Regions from separate parts of the Homo sapiens genome. Here all the other regions are linked to region 2. The links are chromatin contacts, found by Hi-C or POLR2A ChIA-PET in ENCODE. All regions are on one chromosome and are shown on one strand. The core of a region is the stretch at or near the end of the contact, and the rest is flanking DNA. Distances in the headings are between cores, read along the strand shown.

The links. A loop is a pair of places that touch in the nucleus more often than their neighbours do. ChIA-PET counts read pairs that join two places held with the same protein, here RNA polymerase II (POLR2A). Pooled maps may share reads with other maps.
Region 1: a pooled map shows a loop between it and region 2 (2.9-fold over the local background). The contact joins the promoter of F11R here to the enhancer-like site in region 2. A Hi-C loop is called at or near these places in 4 of 50 pooled maps. POLR2A ChIA-PET finds 5 or more read pairs at or near these places in 4 of 52 experiments (CD8-positive, alpha-beta T cell, GM10248, MCF 10A and 1 more).
Region 3: a pooled map shows a loop between it and region 2 (3-fold over the local background). The contact joins the promoter of PEA15 here to the enhancer-like site in region 2. A Hi-C loop is called at or near these places in 1 of 168 maps with a recorded cell type or tissue (Ramos), 2 of 37 single-sample maps with no recorded cell type and 4 of 50 pooled maps. POLR2A ChIA-PET finds 5 or more read pairs at or near these places in 1 of 52 experiments (OCI-LY7).

Annotation. Positions count from the first base shown.
Region 1 is chr1:161,019,122-161,023,432 of GRCh38, reverse strand. F11R (F11 receptor) reads left to right here and starts at 2,281. Exons shown (of 10, transcript NM_016946.6): 1 at 2,281-2,423. The coding sequence starts at 2,360. RefSeq lists enhancers at 1,551-2,148, 2,301-2,550, 2,851-2,900, 2,911-3,040.
Region 2 is chr1:160,622,655-160,626,563 of GRCh38, reverse strand. SLAMF1 (signaling lymphocytic activation molecule family member 1) reads left to right here. Exons shown (of 7, transcript NM_003037.5): 4 at 2,379-2,468. Among named protein-coding and RNA genes, the nearest start is that of SLAMF1, 22 kb to the left of the region's middle. RefSeq lists an enhancer at 1,690-1,819. Within about 2 kb of position 1,966, at least 5 of the 41 ENCODE cell types and tissues checked have a DNase peak (open chromatin) inside an H3K27ac peak, as active enhancers do; they include CD8-positive, alpha-beta T cell and OCI-LY7, where a contact is called at or near this core.
Region 3 is chr1:160,203,145-160,207,010 of GRCh38, reverse strand. It overlaps PEA15 (proliferation and apoptosis adaptor protein 15), which reads right to left and starts at 1,627. Exons shown (of 4, transcript NM_003768.5): 1 at 1,489-1,627. It overlaps PEA15-AS1 (PEA15 antisense RNA 1), which reads left to right. Exons shown (of 5, transcript NR_123725.1): 3 at 635-1,673; 4 at 1,877-1,940. RefSeq lists a silencer at 1,512-1,771 and enhancers at 1,922-1,971, 2,322-2,421.

The DNA of each region.
Region 1 (4,311 bases), core at 1,032-3,531, 400 kb before region 2:
GTTGCGGTGAGCCGAGATCGCGCCATTGCACTCCAGCCTGGGCAACAAGAGTGAAACTCCGTCTCAAAAAACAAATAAATAAATAAAAATAAAAATAAATAAATAGGCTGGGCGCGGTGGCTCACGCCTGTAATCCCAGCACTTTGGGAGGCCGAGGCGGGCGGATCACAAGGTCAGGAGATTGAGACCATCCTGGCTAACACGGTGAAATCCCGTCTTACTAAAAATACAAAAAAAAATTAGCCAGGCATGGTGGCGGGCGCCTGTAGTCCCAGCTACTCCGGAGGCTGAGGCAGGAGAATGGCGTGAACCCGGGAGGCGGAGCTTGCAGTGAGCAGAGATCGCGCCACTGCACTACAGCCTGGGCGACAGAGCAAGACTCCGTCTCAAAAATAAATAAATAAATAAAATTTCTTAGACACAGAGTCTTTTCCCTATGTTGCCCTGGTTGGTTTCAAACTCCTGGCCTTAAGTGATCCTCCCCTCCTGCCTCAGCCTCCTGAGTAGCTGGGATTACAGGCACACGTCACAGAGCCCAGCTGTCAGTGTATATACCTTTCTCCAAGACTTTAAATTTCTTTCTTTTCTTTTCTTTTTTTTTTGAGACGGAGTTTCGCTCTTGATGCCCAGCAGGCTGGAGTGCAATGGCGCGATTTCAGCTCACTGCAACCTCCTCCTCCCAGGTACAAGCGATTTTCCTGTCTCAGCCTCCCAAGTAGCTCAGATTACAGGCATGTGCCACCACGCCCGGCTAATTTTTTTTGTATTTAGTAGAGACAGGGTTTCACCACGTTAGTCAGACTGACCTCAGGTGATCCACCCACCTCGGCCTCCCAAAGTGCTGGGATTATAGGCGTGTGCCACGCACCCGGCCAAGACTATTAAGCACCCAGTAGGTGGTTTAAATTGAATGGAACCAGAAGCAGAACTTTGGCCAAAGAGATGGGGACAAAGGAATGAGAGCAAAGGTGAAAAAGGCAAAATGTCAAACAATATCATTCTTTTGGATAAAAATGTGGTCTTTTCCCTTGCAATGAGGTAATGCTAAGGAAGTTTTTTCCCCACAGTCTGCATATGCTTAGTACAGTTAAAATTAAATCATCGTAAAATAGAAACTACAACTAGCAAAGGTGTTGAGCATGAATTTCAATTAAAAATGATGTAGCAATATAAATATTAACAGAAAGTTTGAGTATCAACATTGTCTATAGAAAAAAGGTGGCTTAGTCAGCACACAACTATTAGTCACAGTGAGAAAACAAACAATTCTGAAATGTAGGGACCTGTTCACAGATCAAATATGTGTAAAGGACATATCCAGTCACCCAGAGATGTTTCTAGAGCATGTTCAGCTCAGTTTGTATCATCTGGGTGTGTTTTGTGTACATCTGTTTAACTTTCTTCTTGAGATAACGTAATTCTGCTCTTCCCAAGTTGTGTTGTTGTGGGTTTTTAAATTTTTGTTGTTGTTGTTTGTTTTTTGAGACAGGGTCTGGCTCTGTCGCCCAGGCTGTAGTTCAGTGGCGCGATCTAGGCTCACTGCAACCTCCGCCTCCGGGCTCAAGCCATCCTCCCACCTCAGCCTCCCAAGTAGCTGGGACTATACTGCCCAGGCTCCCATTTTCCAGTTGAGTGCTCCCTTTCCCTTTTTTTTCCCCTTTCTTCCTCCCAGCGTAGCTCATCTCTCAAAGCCGGTGGGGTGGACAGAGGAACAGTTTGGAGGTGGTGCCAAAGTAACATTCCATTTCTCTCCGGGTCTTCTCCCCTACCCTCCCATATTAATATTTGTTTTTTACTTGCCAAGAGGCAGGACCAAAGTTTCTGCAGGACCAAACTGCAGGTGCAGTTGCACCAAGCAACTTACATTCAAACAAACACAAAACCCCAAGCCAAGCCGGTCTCCGTAAATCCCACACCACGACTGCCTTTCCTACTTCCTCCTTAGAGGTACTTCTCAGCCCTCTAGCTCCAACTGAGAACCCAGCCAGTCAGGAAGTCGCTACTTCGGGAACACCAACCAATCAGGGGGCCGTCACCTGCTGAAGGTGCGGAATTCGTCTCCTGACGCGACAGTCTCCTGGGCCAATCTGAGGCAGCTCCTGTGGGGAAAGGCGCCAGTGCGCCGAGGCGGGGAGTGGCGGCGGGGTAACACCTGGCCGAGGTGACTCGTTCTGAAGAGCAGCGGTTCCTTACACCAATCGGAACGTGCAGGGGTGGGGAGCTGGCCAATCAGGCGCGGAGGGCGGGGCCGGGCGGGGTTCCACCTGGCGGCTGGCTCTCAGTCCCCTCGCTGTAGTCGCGGAGCTGTGTCTGTTCCCAGGAGTCCTTCGGCGGCTGTTGTGTCGGGAGCCTGATCGCGATGGGGACAAAGGCGCAAGTCGAGAGGAAACTGTTGTGCCTCTTCATATTGGCGATCCTGTTGTGTAAGTTCCCAGAGTTTCGGGAGGAATCGGTTGGTCGGGTCAGAGGTTGGAGGAAGGCTCTCCCCACGCCCCTAGCCCGCGGGAGGGGAGGAGCTCAGAAACCTTCCTATATCGTTCTGCGAATTATCTTTTCCACCCCTGGCTGGTCCCTCTTTCACCACTCTCACAGCTGGGTGAGTGGCTGGCTCCCCTCCCCCACACTGGTGAGTTGTGACCGCACCCCTCACGGCCACCAGGAGGGAGCTGACCCATCTGCACACACCAGAGGTACACTCCTCGTCCTCACTGGAGAGGGCCGTCGGGCCAAGGACCCTTCCACACTCATCTACCCAGCGCGCGCTCCACACGCACCTGGGAAGGGCCAGCCTGCCCCTCCAACGGCCACCCAGCATCCACGAACCCCGCTGCGCAGCCGGGAGCCTTGGCTCCTTTAACGGTCTTCGAAGAAAATCAAATGGAGGTGGTCTGGGGTGGAAGTCTCTTCCCCTAGCTTTTGCTGAAGGAGTCTCTGGCTCTTCTGAATCTTTGAATTGCGGCGGTTGCTCTGGGAAAATGTCTGGGTGCACAGTCTAAAGAGGAAATGCAATAGAAACCTGAAATTTCTCTAAGCGCAGCAGAGGTTCCAGCGAAGTTCCTTTATGGAATAACTACCTCAGGAGTCCTTAATACGTGTTGTTGATTGAGTGACTCTTCCCAGGGGGAGAGTGTATCTGTTGGTTGGCTGGATTCTCATCAGAGCCAGAGCTCTGCCCTCCCTCTGGCTGTGTATGAGAGTTTTTGTTTCCTTTGTAAACTCCCTTTCCTGAGGAACAATGAGGCTCACTTGCTAGGGCATGCCTCTGTCTCTAGATGTGTTTGTGTGGGGCTGAGCGTTTAGTCGGTTGGTTTGTGCGTTAGTCAACCTGTGGCAGTACCTGTGTGTTTATCTGATTCTTGAGTGTGCGTGTCGTTGTGTGAGTAGTTGTGTCAGTATGTGTTCTACATGAGTCTCCCCCCACCCCCAAGGTTCTTGTTTTAGAAAGTGTTAAATGAATGATTACAATCAGTTTGGTGTATGTAGATTCCCTGCCCTTAGATGGATTGACTGCTCATTTCTACCTTATCACAACATAAACCCTTGGGAGAGATTGGACCAGAGGCATATATCATCCTCTTTCTATTTTACTGATAAGGAAACAAGTCCAAAAGGGGAAATGACTTCAATGACAATAGAGTTAGGGGTGGAACCTGGGAATGGAACCAAACCCTCTTGACTTGCTTTTCCTTTTTCCATTCTTTGATCCAGCATCTCAGGCACCCTATAGCACAAGAACTGTTTGGGATACTGCTTCAGAATCTACTGTCTTACTTACCTTTAAACTTACTTTCCCACTAGCTTCTTCATTCATGTCTCCCTCTTTTTTTTTTTTTTTTTTTGAGTTAGAGTTTCGCTTGTTGCCCAGGCTCGAGTGCAATGGTGCCATCTTGGCCCACCGCAACCTCCGCCTTCCGGGTTTAAGCGATTCTCCTGCCTCAGCCTCCCGAGTAGCTGGAATTACAGGCATGCACCATCACGCCCGGCTAATTTTTTGTTTTTAGTAGAGATGGGGTTTCACCATGTTGGTCGGGCTGGTCTTGAATTCCTGCTCTCAGGTGATCCACCCGCCTCGGCCTCCCAACGTGCTGGGATTACAGGTGTGAGCCACCGCGGCTGGCCATGTCTTCCTTTTTTTCTACTCTTTGAGTTCCCTTTTCTTTAATTTCCCTTTTTTCCCTACCCCTTGCCTATTTTACTTCTGCCTGTATTTTAGAACTGCTAGTGACACCCATAGTCAATTTTTGGTTATGTGGTTCTGGTACTAAAGGTTTTTCCAACCTTTGTACTGTGCCAGTATTTTTCCCCTAAGCC
Region 2 (3,909 bases), core at 717-3,216:
TACTATAGTTCCCTTAAGGTTAAAAAGGTCTATGATTCATATTTGTATCCAAAGATGAGGAAAAAAATTAGAGTTTATGAAATATCTTTCAGGACCATGGCCAACTTGTCTCTCAGATCTAGATGGACTGGCAGAAGCTTGTCATAGGACAAAGGTAGCAGATTGCTTTCATCCTCTAGAGACCCTAGAAAAGATAGAGAGGGCCGGCGTTGTCATGTCCTGAAGCCTTGGTGCTGCACCCAGTCATCGTTAGTTTCTGTGAGTTGGTGGGCAGCAGAGCAACCGGCGTCGGGCGCGAGGGAGAGGAGGCTGACTCACCAGGCATTACTGGTGCAGTTTTGTCTTTTATTTTCCAGTTCAGAGGTACTACTTTGTCTGTTGGTTTTATTTTTTTAATCTCAAGTGAAATTGGAAAGAAATATTATCTTTTAAAATGATATAAATGGTGGGGGTGTTTCTTCTCAAATCAGTTGTTGTATTGGAAGTTCCCAAAGTATCTATGATAGAAGAAGAAAGAGGAACTAGTCAAAATAGTAAGTGCTACTATAATGGTTTGCTGGATCAGTTCCATAGGCTGACGAAACACAAAGTTCAGGCTACTGGCTTTGCTTCTTATCCTAGTATTAGAGTGATTTCTCCAGTGGTTCCTAGTGTCGATATCATAAACCTTGAATGAATCAATCTGTCTCAAACACACACATACACACATACACACACACACACACACACACACACACACTCCTGCACAGAGGGTTCTCAGTGACCATAAGTCACTCAGAGTGGAGCTGCTCCTTCCTCCAGCATCAGCAATGATTCAAAATGTCATGCTTTATACAAATTCAGAACTCTCTGCCTGCCTCCTAACTTTTTTTTTTAATCAGAGCATAAGACTGTTGAAGTTGGTATCTGGCAAAATTAAAACATTTAATTTAGGGGATAGAACCTATAACCAAGGTGTTTGCAAAGTCAGTTCAGTGAGATTCCTTGGGCTAACTTGATGTGTGAAAGGCCTAAGGAGAAAAAGAATCTTTTCAAATCCAGAAGGCAACTTCTTGCCAGCTATCAGGCTGGAGGCCCCTTTGGATCTTGTAGGCTGCATTTTATGAATTCATTGAGACTGTCTGTATCTTTGGTCAACTCTGTAAACATCTGATTGTGTCCACCATGATTCTTTCCTTTGGAACCCGACTATTTTTCTTTCAATTTCTGCCCCACAAATTCCTCACAGGTTCAACAACAAGCAGGCTTATTCCACAATCATCCTTATAAGTTTCCCTTACACATTAATGTTAACATCTGGTGTTACTCTATTTAGAACCTTAGTGCGAATATTCTACTTAGAACCCTAGGGCTTCAGCTCGGTCCCCACTGTTCATTACCCCGGTATAACTTTTTCCAAGCCCATAAGTCTCTCTAACTCTCCAAGAAGTCTGTCTTTAGTATTCAGCCACATTTCTACTACTAAACCAAGCTCTAGTTCTTGAGGTTCTCCAGGCTGTTTTCCTTCTCCATAAAATGAGAATAATGAGTGTACCTACCTTGTAAGATTATTGTGAGGATTAAATATGTTAGTACACATGATGCACTAAAAATATGTGGCCCATTGCAAGTGCTCAATAATTGTTCATTATAATCTTATTGAGCTACATGTCTTGTTTACTGGGGGTGATAATTCTCATTCACTGTTTGTCAAAGTGTTGCTCCTAGTTCAAAAGGATTTGATAAAGTGGGTAAAGGAGAGAAAACAATAAAAGTTTTCTCTCTGATTTTGAGCCTTGATGATTAGTTCTCGGGCTAATTTTAAACATGAAGATGATTTAGAGGAAAGACTAAATACTTTCCTTTCAGTTCAGGTCTGCTGGGTTCAACCCAGTTATTTGCATGAAAGGACAACAATAGCACTATTATGTTTATTTTTAAAAAAGATAAGTAGATCTTTCTTCCTCCCAGTGTCTCATGAGAATAGCGTGAATTCACAGGGACGGCACATGGAACCATTATATTCTCTTTACCCAAAATGGATACAGGACACATTAGCAATCTTAAGATGGAGAAACTGGGCAGAGAGATTGACTTAGGAGAGATGAAGATAATTTAATGTTAGACATGTGGTAGTTGAGTTAAAAATAAAGCATTTGGATAGAAAAATCTTCATGAAATTAAGAATGTGAAAGTATAGTGAGAGAAATTAGAATAAGAAAACAGATACAAAAATTTTCAGTGGTCTAAAGCTGACCTCTAAAACCATGAAAACAAACGTCTCCCTTGGGAGAGAATGCAGAAATAGAACATGAGGCTCCATTATCCCACTTTCATGTAAGATGTTTTTAAGCTCAGAATACTTTTGAGATTGCTCTTTGACTTCTTTTTTTTTCCAGAAACAAAACCATGGGCAGTGTATGCTGGGCTGTTAGGGGGTGTCATCATGATTCTCATCATGGTGGTAATACTACAGTTGAGAAGAAGAGGTAGGTGTCTGGCAATAAATAGATTCTTATCACACTCTCTGTGGTAAGCAGGGGACCTCTCTCCACAGGCTCGGACTTGCTCTCACAACTCTGGCTTTCTGCATGGGGCCACCTTTGCAAAAATAGTAGATAAACATATCCTGGGACCTTGCTTAATTCAGTCTAATTCAACATGTCTTGATCCCCTCTACTAGGCTGTGGAAAGAAATAGAAGAGCCACAGGTTTCTAATGTGAGAGACATTATTCAGATAATTTCAGTTTAGTGTGACTAGCACTGCCATCAGGGTAAACACAGGATGCTGAAGAAGTGAACAAGAGGTTTAAGAGTATTCACTGGGAACAGAATTCAGAAAATTATTGGATCTCATCCAAAAAGTCACCAGGGTTAGAATGAAACCAATAAGGCACAATTATTCCCCTGCAGTTGAAGTGCCTAGAGGTACCATCCCCTGTCCTCTCTTCCAAATTTCCCTATGATACAATATCTCAGGGCATTGTGCTCCCCTCAGCCACCTTGACTACTACCAACCAATACTGGAGTCAAAATGTCCTGACCCAAGACCAGGAGAGATGCCCCGGCTGCCTTCCCATGGTAAGGATAGAACTTGATCCTCATAACACTGAGCTGATGACTGATTTCATTCTCAAGTAGATCAGTGTCATCTACACACAACCTTCTTAGAAAAGCCCTTACCTCAGCACTCTGATGTTGGTTTTGCATATATAAAAAAATCTAGATCATAGCACAGCGACCTACTTGTGTCTCATTTCCTCCATCTAAGAGTTAGCCAGGTAGGAGGGATGGGTGATTCAGATAGAAATTAGGTTGACAGCCTATGGGGCTCGGGGTAGGGCAATCACATTTAGCTCATACTATAAGGAAATAGTGAGATGACCCAGGATGAGAAAACTGAACTTAACTTATCCACATTAACCTACCTAGTAAAATTGCTGGGATCCTACGCCATACTCTTTCCTCAACCACACTTGGCTTATCACATGGTTGTGCTCTAAGGGAATAGTGCTCCCCATCCCACAATTCCCCACTACCTTCCCCAACACACATACCCATCCTCACCTCAACCCCATTCACCATTTGTCCCTTGTAAGTTAGCAACACACAAAACTGCCTCAAACTTGCGGTAAAATTTATATTTAGTTGCTGCACCTTTCATAAAACCTTGCTAAAGAAATTATATTGGCAGCTTCTAATGCTATAATCATCAGAATGCAGCCTGACGCTGAAGGCTTTTCAATTTCATGACTCTTTGGCAATTTCATGTCCAGGAGAATACACTGATAAAGAATGTGGGTATAGGCATTAGACAAACTTACATTCAGATGCAGATTTTGCTACTGACAAGCTGTGTGATCAAATGACTTAACTTCTCGTCTGCAAAACAGGGGTAATACTATGTACTTCATGGTATTGTGGTGGAG
Region 3 (3,866 bases), core at 378-2,877, 420 kb after region 2:
GCGCTCTGTGATTCTGTGACCCTCTTCATGCATGATAATACATCCACACATGATGGGCACGGAATTGAGGAAGTAGGCAACCAGGGAAGCCTGCAGCCTAGGGCATCACTGGCAATTTCCCCAATGGAGTATTTAACCACAAAGGGAAGAGCAATTAAAGCTAATCGCTCTGACAGCCTGGGGCCCAGACACACGTACCACTTTCCCTAACTCCCAGTGGTCTCCCCCAACCTTCATCCTCCCTAATTTGTTTAGTGCACTCTCAAACACTGTTTGCACTTCTCTGACCATCTCTTTCTCTCACTTCCTCCCTCTCCCTGGTTCCCTGACTATCTCTAGACCTCTCTGGAGATGTCTGTCTGCTTCTCACACACATTCCTCTCATTCTCTCTCTGACTTGGGTTCCATTCTTGGCTGACTCATACCCATTCTTTTTCCTCTCCGTTTCTTCCACCCCCTCCTCCTCCATCCCTTGGCCACTCTTACCCAGAAACTAGCCACTCCCAGCACGCTAAGCCCTAACTGGACCCAGGAAGAGAAGCCACCAGAAGCCCCTACCCTCATTAGTCCGCAAAATCCTGTCTCCTTGTGTTAGAGGAATGAGACCAAGATTTTCTCCCATCTTTCCCCACAGTTTTAAAGAGGAACAATCTGAAACCATGGGGCTGGGAAAAGCTGCCAGAAAATCAGGATGGATTTGGGGACAGTGGCCCTTTCTGTCCACTCAGCTGTCCTGTCGGACTGATGACTTGGAGCCCGCAGTTCAGAAGACTCCTCATGGGATGCCCCACCCCACAGAGTGGGGGTGTGGTGGGCGGCCGGATGCGTAGTCCAGGGACGTTTGTGATTTGGAGTGTGCTAGACTATGTGTATAAGTCACATGGGTGTGTGTCACTGTGTGTGCTGGCGTGCCTTATAGGTGTGCGTGTTTCCCTGTCAGTTTTGACACGGATTATATGAAATTAATAAGGGTTTTTACGTTAGATATACATCACTTCTCTACACCCCCAGCTCCTCCTTCCCTCTGGACAAGCTTTCCGCCAAGCCCACCTCTTCCCCAGGTGCAGTGAGCTGGGGGTGAGGGCACATGGTACCAGCCGCCCGCGGAACCGAGACAGGGCTGGGCCGGGAGACCGCCAGCGGAGGCGAGTCCGAAGCCTGAGCGGGGAGGGAGGGGCGGGCGCTGGCCTGGCCGAGCCGGCTGGGCGGGAAGCAGGCTGCATCCTAATCCACAGGCCCCGGTCCGACTCCCAAACTGCCGTTCAGCGTGGAACGGGCTGGCCGGAGCCACGCCGCCTCCAGCACACGCTCGGCGCTCGGGACGCACCGACCGAGGGACGGACCCCGTGAGGCCTGACACAAAGTGGACTCGTCCGGGGTCCCCACACTCCCCGTCTGGCCCCCGGTGTCCCAGATCGTTGCCCCTCCAAGCCTAGACCCCGAAATCTGCCCCTTCCCCGCGACATGTCTCCTCTCCGCCCCTCTCACCGCCTCTGGAGCTGAGCGCTCAGGGCGCGGGCACTCCTGAGTCCCCGGTTCCTAAGCAGCGTCCGGAACCTCCTCCTCGGCTCCCGCCGCCGCCGCCGCCGCTTCTGCCGCCGCCGCCGCCTCTTCCGCCCGCGGAGCCGGAGCCCGAGCCCAGCGCCGCTCACTCCACCCGGCTGGCCGGTGATGTCAGAGCCGGGGAGGGGCGGGGGGCGGGGAATGGCGGGAGGAGGGGGAGGGATGGAGAGGCAGGAGGGGGCGGGGGACCGAGGGGCTGGGGTTCTGGAAGACTCCTAGGATGGGGGACAGAATTGGGCGGAGGGCTGGAGCGGAGACGGTCTCTTCCCCCTGAACTGCGAAACAATTCTCATATTTAATTCTTACCCAGTAGGGCACCCTCCTCCCCTTTTGACCTTTGGATGACCACGGTGCCTAGGACCCCTGGGAGGCACAGAGTAGGTTTGGTTTAGGGGGTTGGAAAGCCTTTGGGGGCTGGATTCTCTTAGCTGCTGGCTTTAATATTTGTAAAAACTTCTTGCCTTGCCTTAAGGGTCAGGGGCGCAGTGGAAAATGACTGATCAGACTTATCCACATTGGGAGTGAGGGGTTGGGGCCACATGGGGACTTGAGGAGCCCTGGATCTTCTCTTTCCAGGATGATGCCTTCAGGCCCTCTTGCGTGCCTCTCACCTTTCCCAAACATGCCCCACTCCTGCCTTCCCCCTACCATGATGTAATTTTATTTTCTGGGGAGAAAAAGAGCAGCAGTGAGCTCAGCATGCAAATATAGACAACTTGCAAAGCCACACTTAGCTCCATCTCCTAGCTCTGCCCCTCTGCCCAGGCCCAATGTGGCAGCTCTCACTTCCCCTCTACCCCAGGGACTTTCCTCCCCCAGATTCTCAGCCAGACTGAAAAGAGGAAAGGAAGAATTGGAGAAGCATCTGTTTTCACCCCCATCTCTATAGCCTAAGGGGTCTTGCCTCAGCTCTGGGCAGGGTTTGGCCCTGGAAAGAAGTCTGACCCTGGGTAGGTCCTTCCTGCCAGGAACTCCAGCAGGCCCAGGTTGGGGGATTCCCCTCAGTGTTTGTGCCACTTCCAGGATCACCCATCTCATCTCAGTTCCTACCTGGCAGAGACTCCTCCAGAAACCTCAAACGAGCCCCTCCTTTCTTGGGTCTACACCATTCCTAGAAGAGGCCCAAGTTCCTGCTGCTCTGGGTTTCATAGCATTTCTCTGCTGTTTCCTCTCCCCAGCATTCCCTGTCACACACTAATCATTTGCCTTTGTATATATCATGTTTGCTCTGTGTTGTAGGGACAAAAACTATTTCGTTGACCCATCTTTGAGACTCATGTAGTTTCTAAGTGAAAGGCTCAGGTCTGGAGGCAACAAGACACAGGGGCCTTGGGCTGCGTGCTAGTTCCACCCATTCCTTGGGCAAGTTATGCCTGAAAGCCTTAGTGTCCTCACCGGTCAGATCAGGGTGCCAATGTCTATTTCTGAGGGTTCTTCTGAGATTCAGAAATAGTAAGTCTCTAGGGACTGGCACAGATGGGTGCTTAAAAAATAGGAGCTATTATTTAGACCGGGGCCTTCCACTGACCTATGCTAGACAGTAAGCTCCACAATATTATTGTAAGACTAGCTTAGTGCCCATACTACTTATTAAACATTTATTAAATAGCTACAAGTTGGAATGAATACATAGTTTCTGCTTTCTACACCCCTGCCACATTCTCTAGGAACACTTCCTGGACTTGTCTGTGGAGAGTGAAAATATATCTAATCTCAGGTCTCATCTTTCCGTACTTAGAAATCCTCTAAGTCTCTCAGCAACAACTTTACACCTGATCCATGAAAAATATAATGTTGGCTTGGCGTGGTGGCTCACGCCTGTAATCCCAGCACTTTGGGAGGCTGAGGCAGGTGGATCACCTGAGGTCAGGAGTTCAAGACTAGCCTGACCAACATGGTGAAACCCCATCTCTACTAAAACTACAAAAAAGTTAGCTGAGTGTGGTGGTGGGCACCTGTAGTCCCAGTTACCTGGGAGGCTGAGATAGGAGAATCTCTTGAACCCGGGAGTCGGAGGTTGCAGTGAACCGAGATCTCACCACTGCACTCCAACCTGGCAACAGAGTGAGACTCCATCTCAAAAAAAAAAAAAAAAAAGAAAAAAATATATATATATACACACACATATATATGTATATGTATATATATATAATGTTTATTATTTATGGGCATCATCTCAAAAATATATATATAATGTTTATTATTTATGGGCTTGTTTAGCTATTTGTATATATTATATATATAAAATGTTTATTGTTCATGGGCATCATCTCAAAACTATATATGTATATGTTTATTATTTA